2 separate regions of the Mus musculus genome follow, and region 1 is linked to region 2. Evidence: chromatin loops called from intact Hi-C (ENCODE). Cell type or tissue: heart. All regions are shown on one strand.

The links. Hi-C counts contacts between places; a loop is a spot of excess contacts. Peaks named below come from ENCODE experiments on the same cell type or tissue, not always from the same donor. Only the 100,000 strongest peaks of a DNase experiment are listed, where the experiment ranks them.
Region 1: it touches region 2 in a loop (9-fold over the local background); 6 of 42 quality-filtered maps call a loop at or near these places.

Annotation. Positions count from the first base shown.
Region 1 is chr16:57,605,131-57,613,130 of GRCm38, forward strand. It overlaps Cmss1 (cms small ribosomal subunit 1), which reads right to left and starts at 1,737. Exons shown (of 10, transcript NM_025599.3): 1 at 1,536-1,737. The coding sequence starts at 1,596. It overlaps Gm51269 (predicted gene, 51269), which reads left to right and starts at 5,656; the gene lies at 5,656-5,715. In heart, a CTCF peak has its summit at 6,841 (motif pointing right); a DNase peak (open chromatin) is centred at 1,711; H3K4me3 peaks cover 1,642 bases; H3K27ac peaks cover 1,083 bases.
Region 2 is chr16:58,277,875-58,285,874 of GRCm38, forward strand. No RefSeq gene overlaps it. Among named protein-coding and RNA genes, the nearest start is that of 4930461C15Rik, 130 kb to the right of the region's middle. In heart, a CTCF peak has its summit at 3,858 (motif pointing left); no DNase peak of the experiment used is centred here.

The DNA of each region.
Region 1 (8,000 bases), 670 kb before region 2:
CCTCCCGTATACAACAGGGATAAAGATAACTACTTCTCTGTACACTTACAAAGATGAATAATCTAGTGCTCATAAAGCAGCAAAAACAATGCATGACAGCAATAGGTAGGCTGAGGCAGGAGAATTAAGAGTTTCAGAATTTAGATCATACTAAGAGCTCAACAAATGAAAACTGGCATTACTGTCATATCCACTGTCTCCTGGCATTTCTGAACACTCCGGTTTTCTTGTTACATGTATGGTGAGAGGGGGCATCTAAGACTCAGAAGAAGCTACTGAGTCATTTGAGAAACACTCCTCAAACGATGGGGAGACTGAGAGTTACAGATTACCTGACTTTTAGCTTCCTACTTCTGTCATCCCTAGTCTAGTCTCAACCCTGGGATCCAGACTGCCACTCGCCACTGGACTGACACTCTACTCTTCTGTTCCCCTTAAATCACAAAACCCATGCTGTAACTTTCAGTTTCACACTGAGAAATGGTCTAAACGTGTTAACTCTGTTTGCTATCATGTGAGATGGTACTGAGATCAAAATAAATGGAAATATGACATTGACCCTACCATCTAAAACTAGAGACAGGTGGACCTTGGATCCTTGGAGGGTGACTTGAGACAGTAACAATAGAAGTAGCTATCGCATGGTTAAGTCTTATGGGGCATGAAATGTTCAAGGCCACTGGAGTGGGGGGGTTACTTAATGCTACTTTACTTGAAAATAAAATGCCTACTGCACACAGAATGGGTACACATAGTACACCATAATAGAAACTGTTGGAGCCGAGCAGTGGTGGTTCACACCTTTAATCTCGGCACTTGGGAGACAGAAGCAGGCGGATTTCTGAGTTCGAGGCCAGCCTGGTCTACAGAATGAGTTCCAGGACAGCCAGGGCTACACAGAGAAACCCTGTCTAAAAAAAAAAAAAAAAGAAAGAAAGAAAAGAAAAGAAAAGAAAAGAAAAGAAAAGAAAAGAAAAGAAAAGAATTTGCTGTAAAGCAGAAGAGTTAAGCCCCTTGCTGGCTCGAACTACACATGATAAAGAACACGCTACTTTAATATTTTGTACATATACTACACGCCAAAAATTGTGTTGTGCTATACAACTTTAAATTACCTTCACTACATCTTCACAATTTTTTGGAGAGAATTACTCCTTTCACACGTGAGGAAAAAGGAGAATGTGTCGGAGTATCAGAGTCTGTGATTTGAATTCCCAATCTGAACCTAGTTCAGGGATTACTGGTAACCACTATGACAAACTGTACAGAAACGGTCTATCTAGTCTCAAGAAAATAGTAAAAAGTCTAGAAAACCAGAGCGCAGGAAGTAGCCCTCTCAGACTGGCAGGCGGCGACGGGGTCCCTCTCGTTCCACGTGTGACACGGTGTTGTCCCTCCCCAGTTCCCGCGCCGTCCCATGTTCCCACGGCTCCGCGCTCCACCTCCGGGCAGACCGCCACGACTGCCACACGCGGGTAAGGCAGCTGAGGCGAGGACCAGGGCAGGAGGAACGAGGGAGGCGGGCGAGAGCTTACCTGGGCTGCTGGCGGCTGCCGGCTGGTTCTCCCACCACTCGTCTCCCAGATCGTCTGCCATCCCCGTGAGACCCGGACGCGAACTGACAACCAGATGAAAGCAAGGCGGCCGCTCGCGCTCCTGGGCTCAGCTTCACTGGCGGCGTTAGCAACGCTACACGCGGAAAAACCAAGGAACTCCGTCGCCCGCGCCACTGGAGATGACGTCACAGACGCCACGCCCCCCCAGCTGCGGCAGCCAGGGGTGTCGCCGTTTCCACACAGGCTCAGACGTTCAAGATCGGCCTAGAAACTCCAAATAAATGCTCTGTTGAGCCTAGAAATACAAGAAAAGAGTTACCATCGGTTTGGGTTATTTTTTTTTAATATTTAAGTATTTTGTTTTGGTTTATGGCCGAAAAGCCGATGTCGAAAGTGCAAGAACGGATGCTAAGACGATTTTTCTCTGTTGGATTTCAAAGAGCTTGCACCGCGGGAGGAGACCCGAGCACGTGGATGTGTTTTCACTTGGTTGTCAGGGTTCTGGCGTTCCAGCGCCTGTGCAGTTTGTCCTTAGAAACGCACCTGAGAGTTGCTGACGATGAATGTCGGAACTTGGTTGTACATGTGAACGTTGCTGCTCTTTTTCTACAACTTAAGAGGGACGAATATCCTGAAGACCTGAAACATACCACTTCTCTATTTAAAATACTTAATCAGGTTTTGATATTCTCTTTAGAGGACTTGGATTGTGATCTGTCCCATTCAGTACCATGGCCCTTGGAACATGAATAGAACTTGGGGCCTGGTGTGGTGGCGCACGCCTTTAATCCCAGCAATCTGGGAAGCAGAGGCAAGCAGATTCCTTGAGTTGAAGGCCAGCCTGGTCTACAGGGGAGTTCCAGGACACCCAAGACTCTGCAGAGACATCCTGTGGAGGAGGAGGAGAATTGTTTTATTCAACAGTACATTTGTTTCTGTCATCTCCATTAGCCATCTGCCTGACAACAGGTATTAAGAGGTCAGGAAGGCCACAGGCCAAATGCAGCGATTGAGTTGTTTGTACCGGTGCTCATAAGTTACTTTTATAGTAGAACGCTTTGGACAACATAAACTAACCAGAAAGAAAGAGTGGCTTTAATATGGTGCGTCTATACATTCATACTTCGTGTATTTGCTAATTCACCCTTTATAGAAAAAAATACAAGCTCTATTGAATAAACAATATAAATTGTATCTTCCCTTTAACTGTTTTGTTACCAGTAAATAGATATCTGGGTTTATAAGTTAGCCTACCCTAACCCCACCTCCAACTCCAACACCCATATCTGGTACTGTAGAATCCAAAATAAGTTCAAGACCACCCAGCCTCTTCCCCTCTGAAGGGACTTTCAGAAACATAGCAGTCAAAATGACTGAGTCTACAGCTGCCAAAACAAAATGAGCTGTTCTTAGAAAAATAACCATAACAAGATAGCAATTTCCAGAGAAATCCCCCTACCCTGCCCCACACTGAATTCTGAGAAAGACTACAAACCACCCTGACCTTTCTAAAATTCCCTGTGACATTAAGAGCTGTGATGTTAATAGCTGACCTATAAGATCAAAATGTAGTGCTGCTTTGCTGATAATAACCCACCATAAGGGCAGGCAAAGTGAGTCACTAGGCCAAAGGGTTACATAGTCACCCTATACAAACCAACTAATGCGTGAAAGGGTTACTTGCTACACCAATGAGAATAAGCCAGATAGCCCTGTTACCTAAATCTGCCCCTTACAAGGCATAAAAAGTATGTTTTTTGTTTATTCTGGGTCTCTCCTCTTGCCTGGGTGCTGAGGAGGGTCCCCAACATGTTGGAATAATAAAAAACCTCTTGCGGTTTTCAGCAATGGAGGTCTCTGTAGTCTTTGTGAGTGAGGGTCTTTTGACAGACTCCAACAGTACCTGATCACCTCATGAACACAGGGAAGCTAAGGCTGAAACAACTACTGGAGCTTTGCCTGAGCCCCTTTTCCTGTATAGCATATGAATAAGTACTGTTAGAGTTTGGGTATGAATGGGTCATTTCTCAGGAGTTTGAACTGGACAACCTTCATAGAAGACAAGTCACTTAAACTTTAGCTTGTCAATGTTTATCAGTCGGCAGTATGAGTGTAATTTTAAAAAATCTGTTCCTTAGTGAAAAAGTTTCAGGTAAGCTTTTAACCTTACTGGGCTTGCGGGGGGGGGGGTCTATAACACAAAGTAAATAAATTAGATGACCCCTCAGAGCTCTCCCAGTTCTGTTCCTAAATCTAAAGTGCCATACAAAGAAGTCTGAACAGTACTATTATAGTTGAAGGGTATGATAGTATGATTGTTTAGGGTAAGTTGTGTTGACGTTACTGTTCAGAACAGAACCGATTTGAGCATGGGTAAGATAGCGATTCTCCATCTTTGGAACCAGCAGAGCCTCTTGTCCTGTTGCCTCAGGTTGGAATACCCTTCTCTTACTTGTGTACTTGCTTCTGTACAAATGCCAAGAATTCCTGTGGATGCCACGATGTGAAAAGATTGGTACCTACTGCTGTGAAGATAAAAGTGTTGTGATAGAGGTTAGCATACTGTGCTGGTTAGTTTTACTATAAACTTGACTCAAGTTATAGTCCTCTGATAGGTGGAAACCTTGATTGAGAAAATGCCTCCTCCATAAAATTCGACTGTAGACAAGCCTTTAGACCATCCTCTTAATTAGTGATTGATGGGGGATGGTTCAGCCCATTGTGGGTGGTTCCAGCCCTGGGCTGGTAGTCCTGGGTTCAATAAGAAAACAAGCTGAAGCCGGGTGTGGTGGCACATGCCTTTAATCCCAGCATTCAGGAGGCAGAGGCAGGTAGATTTCTGAGTTCAAGGCCAGCTTGGTCTACAGAGTGAGTTCCAGGACAACCAGGGCTATACAGAGAAATCCTGTCTCGAAAAACCAAAAAGAAAAAGAAAAGAAAAGAAAAGAAAGAAAGAAAGAAAGAAAGAAAGAAAGAAAGAAAGGAAGGAAGGAAGGAAGGAAGAAAGAAGAGAGGAGAGGAGAGGAGAGGAGAGGAGAAAAGAAAAGAAAAGAAAAGAAAAGAAAAGAAAAGAAAAGAAGAGAAAAGGAAAGGAAAGAAAAGAAAAGAAAAGAAAAAAGAAGCTGAGCATGCCATGACAAGCAAGCCTGTAAGCAGCACCCCTCCATGGCTTCTGCATCAGCTCCTGCCTCCCGGTTCCTCCCTGTATGAGTTCTGTGCTGACTTCCTTTAGTGATGAACAATCCTATGGAAGGAGAAGACAAAGCCCATCTTCCTCAAGTTGATCTTGTCATAGTATTTCATCACACTAATTGAGGGGGACTCTGTAGGTGCCCAGGCAGAGAAGCAAACCCATGAAGAGATGAGATTGAAAATTCGGTTCAGACGGACTTCACCAACCTGAATCAGGGAGCCTAGTGCATGGTGGTTCATTGTCAGCAGATTTAAAACATGGGACAATTTGGGAAAAAGATCTCAGGCAACAATAATTCTCATTCTAGGTTTCCAGGCAGCAGTCATTCCAATCCCAGGGGCACAATAAAGCTTAAGGCGTGGCTACTTAGAACTCCTTTACAAGGTGCATGTGACTGTGAGGATGAATCTAATGTGGACTGCCTGGGTGCTACCATGTTACTGCCTTGATAGTAATGGACTGAACCCCTGAACTTGTAAGGCAGCCTCAACTAAATATTGTCCTTATAAGAGTTGTCTTGGTTATGGTGTCTGTTCACAGCAGTAGAGTCCTAACTAAGACAATGCCCTAAAAGACAGACACAGCTATCCTCTAAGTTCTAGCCTTAATTTTGGGGGTAGTGAATTGGATGCACTGGTAAGAGAGGCAAGAGAGAGATGATTCCCATGTCTTTTCTCATCCTTTTGGCTAATATCAAGCGCTGTATTTGTTCTTACCAGTTTAATACAATGGTATGACTAAAATGAAGCTAAACCATGCCACTCTCTGCTCAGCACTGGCATGAAACAGGGAGAAACATCGTAAGTGTTATGTCACAGGGTTTTAATGGAAGTAGCACCAATAGACACATAGGGAATGGTCCTATTAGGAGTGTTCATGTCAGAGTATGTGTGGCCTTGGAGGAAATATGTCACTGGGCATTGGCTTTGAGGTTTCAAATGCTCAAGCCAGGCCCAGTGTCACTCTCTTCCTGCTGCCTGTCGATCCAGATATATAACTCTCAGCTACTGCTCCAGCACCATGTTTGCCTGTATACCACCATGCTTCCCATCATGACAATAACAAACTAAACCTCTGAACCTGTAAGCCAGCCCCAATTAAATGTCTTCCTTTATAAGAGTTGCTATGGTTATGGCATCTTTTCAAAGCAATTAAATCCAAAGTAAGAGATGCCTCCATATGCCTGCTTGCTTCACCCCATTGCTGGGCCTCTTCCACTTCTGAAAGCCATGGTCCCTGCTCAGTATCTACTTTTTTGAGCACTGGTGAATATTTACAGCCTCAGGCCCTTCACACTTGGAAGTAGTGATGACCCACTCCCAATACTAGCCCCGGGATTGTGTACCATCACCTTTGATCTAGCTTTATCTCATGTTCAATACAAAGGATATAAATCTGTGGGGTGTGTGTGTGTGTGTGTGTGTGTGTGTGTGTGTGTGTGTGTGTGTGTGTGTGTTGTAGGCAGTATATGAGTCTGTGGTGCATGCACACGAATGTGCAGATGTGCACCCATATTTGGACATGTGGAGGTCAAAGGAGAACATCTGTCATCTTTCTCCTCACTTTCCACACAAATGGTCAGAACAGAGTCTCTAATTGAAGCAGAGGCACCCACCCATGTCCTCTCTTTACCATGTGGCAGGACTTACTTGAAATGCTTCCTATCAACTAGTGATGTCAATGTCCTCTTCCTTGCACTAGGATAGAGCATTATCACTCAACCAATAGAACACAATGGAGCTGGTGTGTGAGTTCTGAGGCTTAGAGCTCTGAAATTCTAAGCATTTTAATCTTGTTTCCCTGGGATGTTCACTTGGATCCAAGGTGTTATGCTGCTGCAAAGCCACAGAAGCCTGCAGAGCAAACCCCATGTAAAGAACATGGAGGTATTTTGTCCCACTATTTGTCTTAGGTCTTCGTTGGCAGTCAGCATTCACAAAACCTATAAAATAAAGATAACTCCAAAAACCATAAAATTTAAGAGATGGAGCATAGGAGCAAAAACCAACTAACCAAATCAAAATAAAAACAAACCAACTTTGCCTAAAGCCTCTTTACTGAACAGCTATTATTTTTCTGGCCTCCAGGGGGAGCTGTTTGGCCAAGCAGCAACACAGGAGTTGTAAGCAGGGCTTTACATTAAAATCTTGCTCTCTTTCTCTCTGCTGTGAACATCATTGGTGAATAGAATCTCTGTTCACATACAAATGCTTGAAGACTTCAGGCAAATTAGAAGCTTCTTCTGTGTAACTTAGTGAAGAAGAAGAAGAATGAGAAAAAAATGGGATATATTCTAATTTTTATGACAGAAAGACCTTAAGAATGCCAGAAGCACATAGAGAAGAGTGGCCATGTAACTGGGGGAGTGTAAGTTGCATTTTGTGATTTCTTAGTTTGGTTAGCTACACATACATACATACAGAGAGAGAGAGAGAGAGAGAGAGAGAGAGAGAGAGAGAGAGATGGAATCTCAAGGACTGTTTCATTAGAGTTTGAGAAAAACCCAACAGAGCATGCAATCTGTAAATCTTGGAAGGGGAAAGGTACCAACTTCTGAATTGGTCAAGCAGCCCTAGAAAAGAGGAATGGCCTTCAGACCAAACAGAAAGCTCAGCGTGCCAAAGCAAGCATGCTTAGGATTTTTGGATTGTGCCCAAAAATGATACAGAAAGGGAGAAAAGAAGAAGTTATGTTTTTTGAGTTAAGACTCAGAAAAGTGAGGATTATGACTGAAGCCCAGAAGCAGCTGCCCCAAGGGAGATGTTAAGCACATTGTCCAATTAGGAGAAAAACTGTTCCTTCCATATGAAGTGGAAACTTCTAGTTCTTTGGAAAGTTAGTTATATCAAACGATGTTTTACTGGGGCACACAGGTGAAAGGATATCTTGCTAAAGCAAGCACGTGAAAGACTGTGTTCCTGAAGCAGACATAGGTGAAAGGATGTTTGGATATAGCAAACACACGAAAGGACACTTGATGAAGAAGTTTAAATATGACTCCACAGACAGTGGGAGATGAGCACTGAGCCTTGGTTTGGTTTGCTCTGCTTCCCTGCTCTTCACGAATGACACACATGTAATGGACTGCCTTACATAGCAGTGTTGTTGAGATCAACTCGTGACAACACTGCCATTGAGAGAAACTCACCATGAACTGCTCTCAAGGTTCCTGCAGCAGCTTGCTACTTCTGCAGCCTGGCCTCAGGCTGGTTGGCAAGCCTGACGGTCTCTTCAAGACTGAACTACAGCTG
Region 2 (8,000 bases):
ACTCTTTTCTGTGTAGCATCTAAGAAAGTTAAATTTACGTGAGAAGACACTAAAATACTGGGTAAAAGTGAAGTAAAAAGGCTAGAGGCAGGGGTGTGAGTTTTAAAAGCCATAGTTCAAAGGAGAAGTGTCTCAACTAGACAGAGGGAATAGGTTCTCAAGACTTAAAATCCCCACAGTGTAACACAGTTAAAATATGCCAAAAATGATTAACCAATAAAATTTAGCCATTCTCTACAATAAAAGTATCTATAAGGCAATAGATATATTAGTTTAATACAGTCTTTCTATTGTGTGTTTTAATGTGTATATATGTATCAAAATACTTTCCTTGAACATCATAAATGCATTTGATTAATATCTGGAAAATAAAAATAGAAGCCTTACACACACACACACACACACACACACACACACACACACACACACACACACAAAACCAATTAGGCTCATTAATAGTCATCCTGTGTCTAGTAGAAAGTAAGGAGCAAACTAATCAATGGAATCACAAGCAGTTCCATTTGTTGTTGTCGGTTCAATGCCTGACTGTTTACATGACCCTGGGGAAGCTCAGAGCAAATGGTTACCAGTAAGGATTTATGAAAGCCCAATTCCCTGTGATCAACACTATGAACTATTACCTGCGGCAGCACTCCCCAGGAGATCGGGATAGAGTTCTTTTGCCCGAGACTATATCCTAAATATCATCCTTCCCCTGGCCTGTCTCCCATACCCTATCTAGTTTCCCCAAAAGACTTATTTAATAAACTACTTGAATGCCAGTTGTCCAATTCAGTTTCTAATTCAGAGGACTAGATATATATTTACATTTTTAAAATATATATTTTTTATTCCCGAGATATACATTTACGTTTTAAAAACTGGTAGTATTCACATAATGAGGATTCCTAGTTTTTCTTAATATGCAGAAATACCTGGAACTTGGAGCCAAGAATTCTCATGAGCTAACGTCAACAAGAATGCCTCAGACTGTCACTACCTTCATCCTGCCTGTCAGTCATTTGAGTCGCCTCCTTGTCCCGTTGTCACTGTTCATGACTCACAGCAGTATTATTAGTTCTTAAGTTCCACATAACAGTCGCAGCAGTACCCCCAAAGATTCCTTTCTGAGATGCCCAGAACTTAGGTTGAAGGTAACTTGTCAAGTATAATTAAAGGCACAAGCCTGCAGTTAGGCTAAGTCTGGATTGTCCAAATGAGTCCAATGTAATGACATGAGTTCTGCAAAGTGGGGAACTGTTTCAGCTGTGGTCACAGGAATGTACAACGAAGGACAGAAGGTCAGAAAGATGTCACATCACTGACTCTGAAGATATGGACAGAACTATAAACAAAGCCCCAATTTCTGGAAAGAGCAAACAAAAGGACTATTCCCTGGCCGCTGCAATGGAATAAAGCCATTCCAGACCCTTCATTTTACCTCAGACAAATTTGCTTGGACTTTGACCTACAGAACTCTAGCACAATTTTGCCAGTGATTTGTTAGAGGAACTACAGAAAAATAAATAGATGTTACATTCCATGCAGACCACTCTACATCTACTAGTTCATGGCACATAAAAATCATTAAACAGGGATTCAGGAATTGTATACTCAGTGAACATAAAGACCTGAACTCAATTCTCATAAGTAAAAATTTCCATCTGGGGTGGCATGCACTTGTAATCTCAATCCTAGGCAGGCAGAGGCAGGCAAATCCCTGAGACATGGTAGCCAGCCAACCTAGCCTACCTGGTGACCCCAGGCCAATGAGAAACTGCCTCAATTACATGTTGTTCCTTGGTATCCAAGGAACAACTGCCAAGGTTGTTCTCTTGGGTCCATGAATATACACATGCATACATGAGCACTATCACAGAGATACACACACACACACACACACACACACACACACACATGCACATTTGTGTGTGCGTGCACACATACACATGCAGACACACATACACACACAGAGAGAGGGAGAGAGAGAGAGAGAGAGAGAGAGAGAGAGAGAGAGAGAGAGAGAGAGAGAGAGAATTAAATAAGTATTTTGAACTAATACATGGAAGCATTAATATATGATACTTCTAAGCTTTAATGGAAAATTTTTCAATGAGTAAAACTGACTGCATTTGCTCTTAGAAGTTGCTATGAATATAGAAAATGATAATCCAACTCAGCCAATACTTTTCAACAGCAAGAAGGCGTGACAGTATTTTCCATGTGCCTTCTCTAATCAATGTAGACTCGCAACTACTTTAGTTCTTTGATCTTTTTCAAATTCTTTCTTAATTAAAATAGACAGAATTGACCTCCATACTCTATTCCTTCTTCTGAAAGCTAGAACGTATAGATATCTTTTTTCCTCAGGTGGGATGATAGGATGGGTTTCAGGGTTGATTTTTTTTTCAGATACAATGGCCTAAAGTGGCACAGGACCTTACGCTCTATGTAGCTAATCTCAGCACTAGCAAGATCTGAAGTAGGCAGAGTTTGTCTTCCCATTATCTTTCTGGTCTGTCCACTGATCCTTATTTTTTGTAGAGAGAGGAAATAATTGATATAAGAAGTGCATATCTGATTATAATGTTAGTAGAAAAATAGTTTATTCTGACTCTCAACATAAATATAATAATACCTCCTTGCACAGCTCATATTTTATTGTAATGTTCCTGAGGTTATAATTACATATTCTAAAACTTGACTATATCTTATATATGCCATATAAATTTCCAAATTTATTTTTTGCATCTTAGGCTGTAATATCAAAATTAATAGGTGACAGATAGCAGTATTTTATAAGAATTTAAAATGCTCTCTCAATGTTTTAGTTTCGTGTCAGAGCTCTTGCTCAGTATGAATGATGCTCTGAGTTTGATCCACATCACCACACACACACACACACACACACACACACACACACACACACACACACACCAACGGAGCAGGGTCAATCTTTGACAGAAACCATGGTAACTTATGAAATATTTTGAATAATCATTTGGAGCAGAACTAGATTCCATGTAAACAGCGATGCAGTAGGAGACAGAAACTAGCATGGTGATATTCAGAGCACATTTAGACCTGTTGTGAGAATGTCCCTCTGCCAGCTCTGAGGAAATGAGACAAACTGCAAGTTGCAGAGAGAATGAGACCAATAATGGTCATGTAACATCACTTACAGCTGATGCAGTGACCTGTTTCCTCCGTGCCCCCCCCCCCTTCAGCTTCTTTCTGGAGACAGAGTCTTAAGTATACTAGAGTATCCCAGCCAGGCTCAAACTTACGTAGCTGAGGATGACCTTTGTCTTCTGACCTTCCTGCCTCGTCTTCTGGGAACTGACCTTCCTGCCTCGTCTTCTGGGAACTGACCTTCCTGCCTCGTTTTCTGGGTACTGAGAGCAAAGTTGTGTGCCTCAACTCCACGTTTTGATGCTTTTTTTGATTGAATGATATAAACCTATCAAATTATTTTGATAAAAGAAGAAAGAAGAGTGAACAATAATAGTTCTTACTTTAAGACATGTAAATAAATTAGTAACTTCAACAAATAACATGTATGAAACTACCTATGGTAGGATGAAGTAGAACTGTTGAAGTTTTACTGATTAACTTATTGTGCAGTGAGCAATAAAAGAACTAATCTGGATAACATCATCAATTAAATCATGTCTGGTAGTGTACACCCTCTCATCGTCTGCCTCCCACCCCACACTGCCCGTCCTTTGTCATAAAACTGGTGATTCCAGAATCAAATGATCAATGAGAACTACAAGCTGGGATGAAAATTTGCATGCAACAGATGGCCTAGCTGGTTTTGAAACTTTGAGAAATACAGCCACCTGTTGGACTTTGTCTGGTATCACACTTTGTTCTCTACTTGTCTAATATTCTTTGAATGCTTTGGGAAGACTGGACTGTTTTCCTTCATGCGAGAAATGTAAAAGTATAAATGAAATGTAAAGAATAAATATAAGCACATTTGGCACTGTCAGGAGAAACACAGATGACAAAATCGGGTGACTTCCCTTATTTTGTCTGTTAAAACAATGGATCAATCGCTACATCAGCACTGGTCTCTAGTCTAAGTAGGCTGACAAGGAACTTCATTATAAAGAAACACAAGAAATCAATGGAGTTTTTAAAAATGTCTTCCTTCAAGGGGCTGAGACTGGCTCAGAGGGTAGGGCTGCACAAACATGATGTTGATTCCCAACACGCATGTAGAAAGCTGTCTGTTACTACATGCCGCATGTGTACCTATGATCCAGGAGAGCTGGGCTGCAGAAGACAGAGAGGATCTATGGGGCATGCTGGCTGCTTCTAGCTATATATTCAGTGAACCTGATGTCTTAAGGGAGTAAAGTGAAATAGAGCAAAGTATGTGATGTCTTTTTCAGGGCTCCACACACATGTGTCCCCTCCACTACACACACAAAAACACACACATACAAACACACACACACACAAACATATACATACAAACACATACATATAAACACACACATACAAACACACACTCACACATAAAGTTTCTTCCTTCAAAATAAAAGAAAACTTACAAATTTATTGTTTTGTTTTGTTTTTTAACACCACTCTATCTCTGGCCTCTAAAGCAGAAGTTATCAAGCATTCTTATAGCATTTTTCAAATACTAAATAAGTTAGATTATGAAGGGCATAGGTGTCTTTTTCTTTTTCAGGAAGAGATAAAAGTTGTTTGTTTTGCTTATTAAAATGATGCTTTCTTATGCACATACATAATGAATTGATTACTATGAAGCTATTTGACATATCTATTTTATTCACATGTTGACAACTCTTAAAACCTAGTGTCTTGGAAATTTTCAACTATACAACAAAAAATAACTGATTGTATTGTATTTATGGTGAACACTATATCTCTAGAGAATATTCTCTCTATATAACTGGCACTTCATGCTCTCTGATCAATACTTTCCATTTCCTACCCTCGGTGCTTCTGGCAGCCATCATTCTGCTCTCTGCTTTCTTGAATGCAATTTTTTACATTCCATAGATAAGTGGAATCACGTAGCTTTCTTATTGTATCTGCCTTATTTTACAGCTTCTCCTCCAGGCATCCGTCCTGTCACAAATAGCATTCACAATAAGGAAACAAATGAGTATGTCGGTGCGACAATAAAATTGTGTTGATTAAAAACAGATGGGAAGGCACTGAATTATATCTCAGTAGTATAATGTTTGCCTAGCAGGAGTGTAAGAGAGAGGGGAGTCAAATATTTTGATAACAAGAACATCAGGGTATGACATAAAGTTTATGACATAAAAGAAGAAATAACTAAACTCGATGAAAAACTGAAGAAAGTGAGAAAAATAAGCATAAACACAAACTGGCTTCACAAACTCTCCAGAATAAATGCACTAGAGGAATAGTGCCAGAGATATGAAGGAAAAGGAATGTAGGAAATAAAGTGATCTAGAAAGCAAGAAATTCACTTGATGTCTATGTAGATGAACACAGGAGCTGTTAAATATAAAACAGCAGGGTCTTCTGCATTGCGCATCTTCAAGCATCGACATCACAGTTTTCAATACTACACAAAGCAACCAGAGGTGGGCAGACTCCATATATGCACCTTCCCCTTGACAAAAGAAACTGAAGCCATGGAGAAACATAGCTTAACTGGGGTCACACAGATTGGGAGCACGAACTCCAATCTCAGGACATCTTGTCCTGCCTAGTCCCCACTTGATCCCTTGGCCTTCCAGGCCGACTACAATTGATAACTTTATCTGATTATGATCCAGCTGAAGTCATTTGAGTTCATAAAATACAGAATGATTGCATAGTCACGCCAAGTGACTATTGGGAAGGAAGCTAATGGTTTATCATAAAAATTATACCCATAAATTTGAAGTGCAAAAACTCTGATATTTTATTTGATGAAAGAGGAAATAAAATAGGTCTGGGAAAATATGAAGTAAAAGTATTCCAGAGGTACTTGGTCAATCTTTCCTTCTCCAAGAATGCACAAATTCCAATTAATTTTATTAAACTTTAGAACCAATAAGCCAACCTCTGAATTCTCACCAAAAATAATCAAGACATCTATTTTTCATGATTATTTTATTTCAAATGTCAATGACATGAATAATAATTGTCTTTTAAATGATCTAGTTAGTTACACTTTAAGCCAATATTTTCTTGTATTCTAATTTCCAGTTTTTCCCTTTGTAGTATTTCTAATAAAGATAATAACATTTTAGAAATAAGTCAATTCTTGGAACTTAATGAATGTGTTCAACTGCAAAGTGCAGCACTTATTGGTTTTATTTTTTTTCTCACCTATTTATTCTGACAAATGAGAAAGGTTGTCTCACTTTACCAAAAGAGAAACCAAACTCCAGGACCTGTCTAATGAAACAAGGAATTAATGACAATTCTTGGGAAATGCATCTGTGTTTGATTTCCAAGGTTTAAACAGGGTTTGGCTGCCAGGATGTAGTCTCTATGCAACATAGTGAGTACATAGTGGCGTTCTCTCTGAACACCAGGGCCAAAGACACTAGAGAAAATGACACTTTTACTGGGGAGACTCTCTTTCCCCTTATAGGATCTTACTCCTTTGCAATTCCAAACAAAACAGTCTTTGAGGCACTGGGCTAGGTGAAGAGCCCCTAAGATCTAGGAAAAAAAATTTACATTTTTTTTTCTAACTAGCTACTTAGACTTTCAATGAAAAGTAATCAAAAGAGATAAAGAAGGCCACCTCATACTCATCAAAGAAAGAAATCCACAAAGATGACATCTCAATTCTGAATATCTATGCCACAAATGCAAAGACACCCAAATTCATAAAAGAAACATTACTAAAGCTTAAATCATACATTGAACACCACACATTCATAGTGAGAGACTTCAACACCCCACTCTCACAAGCAGAAAGGTCATTGAGACAGAACTAAATAGAGAAATAGTGACACTAACAGAGGATATGAATCAAATGGGCCTAATAGACATCTACAGAACACTTCATACAAACATGAAAGAACATACCTTCTTCTCTGCACTTCACAGAACCTTCTCCAAAGCTGATCATGTACTCAGTCACAAAGCAAGCTTCAACAGATGCAAGAAGATTGGAATAACTACTTGTATCTTATCAGACCACCATGAATTAAGGCTGGATTTTAACAACAACACAAACAACAGAAAGCTTACAAACTCACAGCAACTGAACACCTCTATTCAATGACCACTGGTTCAGAGAAGAAATAAATTAAAGATTTTTATTGAATTCAATAAAAACAAAGGCACAACATACCCAAACTTATGCTACAATGAAAGCAGTGCTAAGAGGAAAGTTCACAACAATAAATGTCTTCATAAAGAAACTGGAGGGATCTCGCCCTAGCACACGTGAAGGCTCTAGAACAAAAAGAAGCAAACACAACGAAGAGGAGTAGATGACAAGAAACAATCAAACTCAGGGGTGAAGTCAATAAATAAAAAAAAAAAGATAGAGAGAACAATACAAACAACAACAAAATACAAATAATCAACGAAACCAAGAGCTGGTTCTTAGAGAAAATCAACAAGACAGACAAACCCTTTGCCAAACTATCTAAAAGGCAGGGAGAGACTATCCCCATTAACAAAATCAGTAATGAAAAGGGGAAAATAACAACAAATAAAAAGGAAATCCAAAGAATCATTAGGTCTTACTTTAAAATCCTCTATTCCATAAAATTGGAAAATCTAATGAAATGGTCAATTTTCTTCACAGATAACAACTACCAAAGTTAAGTCAAGATTAGGTAAACAATTTAAATAAACTTATAATACCTAATGAAATAGAAGCAGTCAATAAAAGTCTCCCAATCAAAAGAAGCCCAGGTTTTTATGCAGAATCTTTCAAGGAAGAGCTAAATCCAATACTCCTCAAACTATTCCACAAATTAGAGACACAATGAATATTACCAAACTTATTCTATGAGGCCACACTCACCCTGATACCT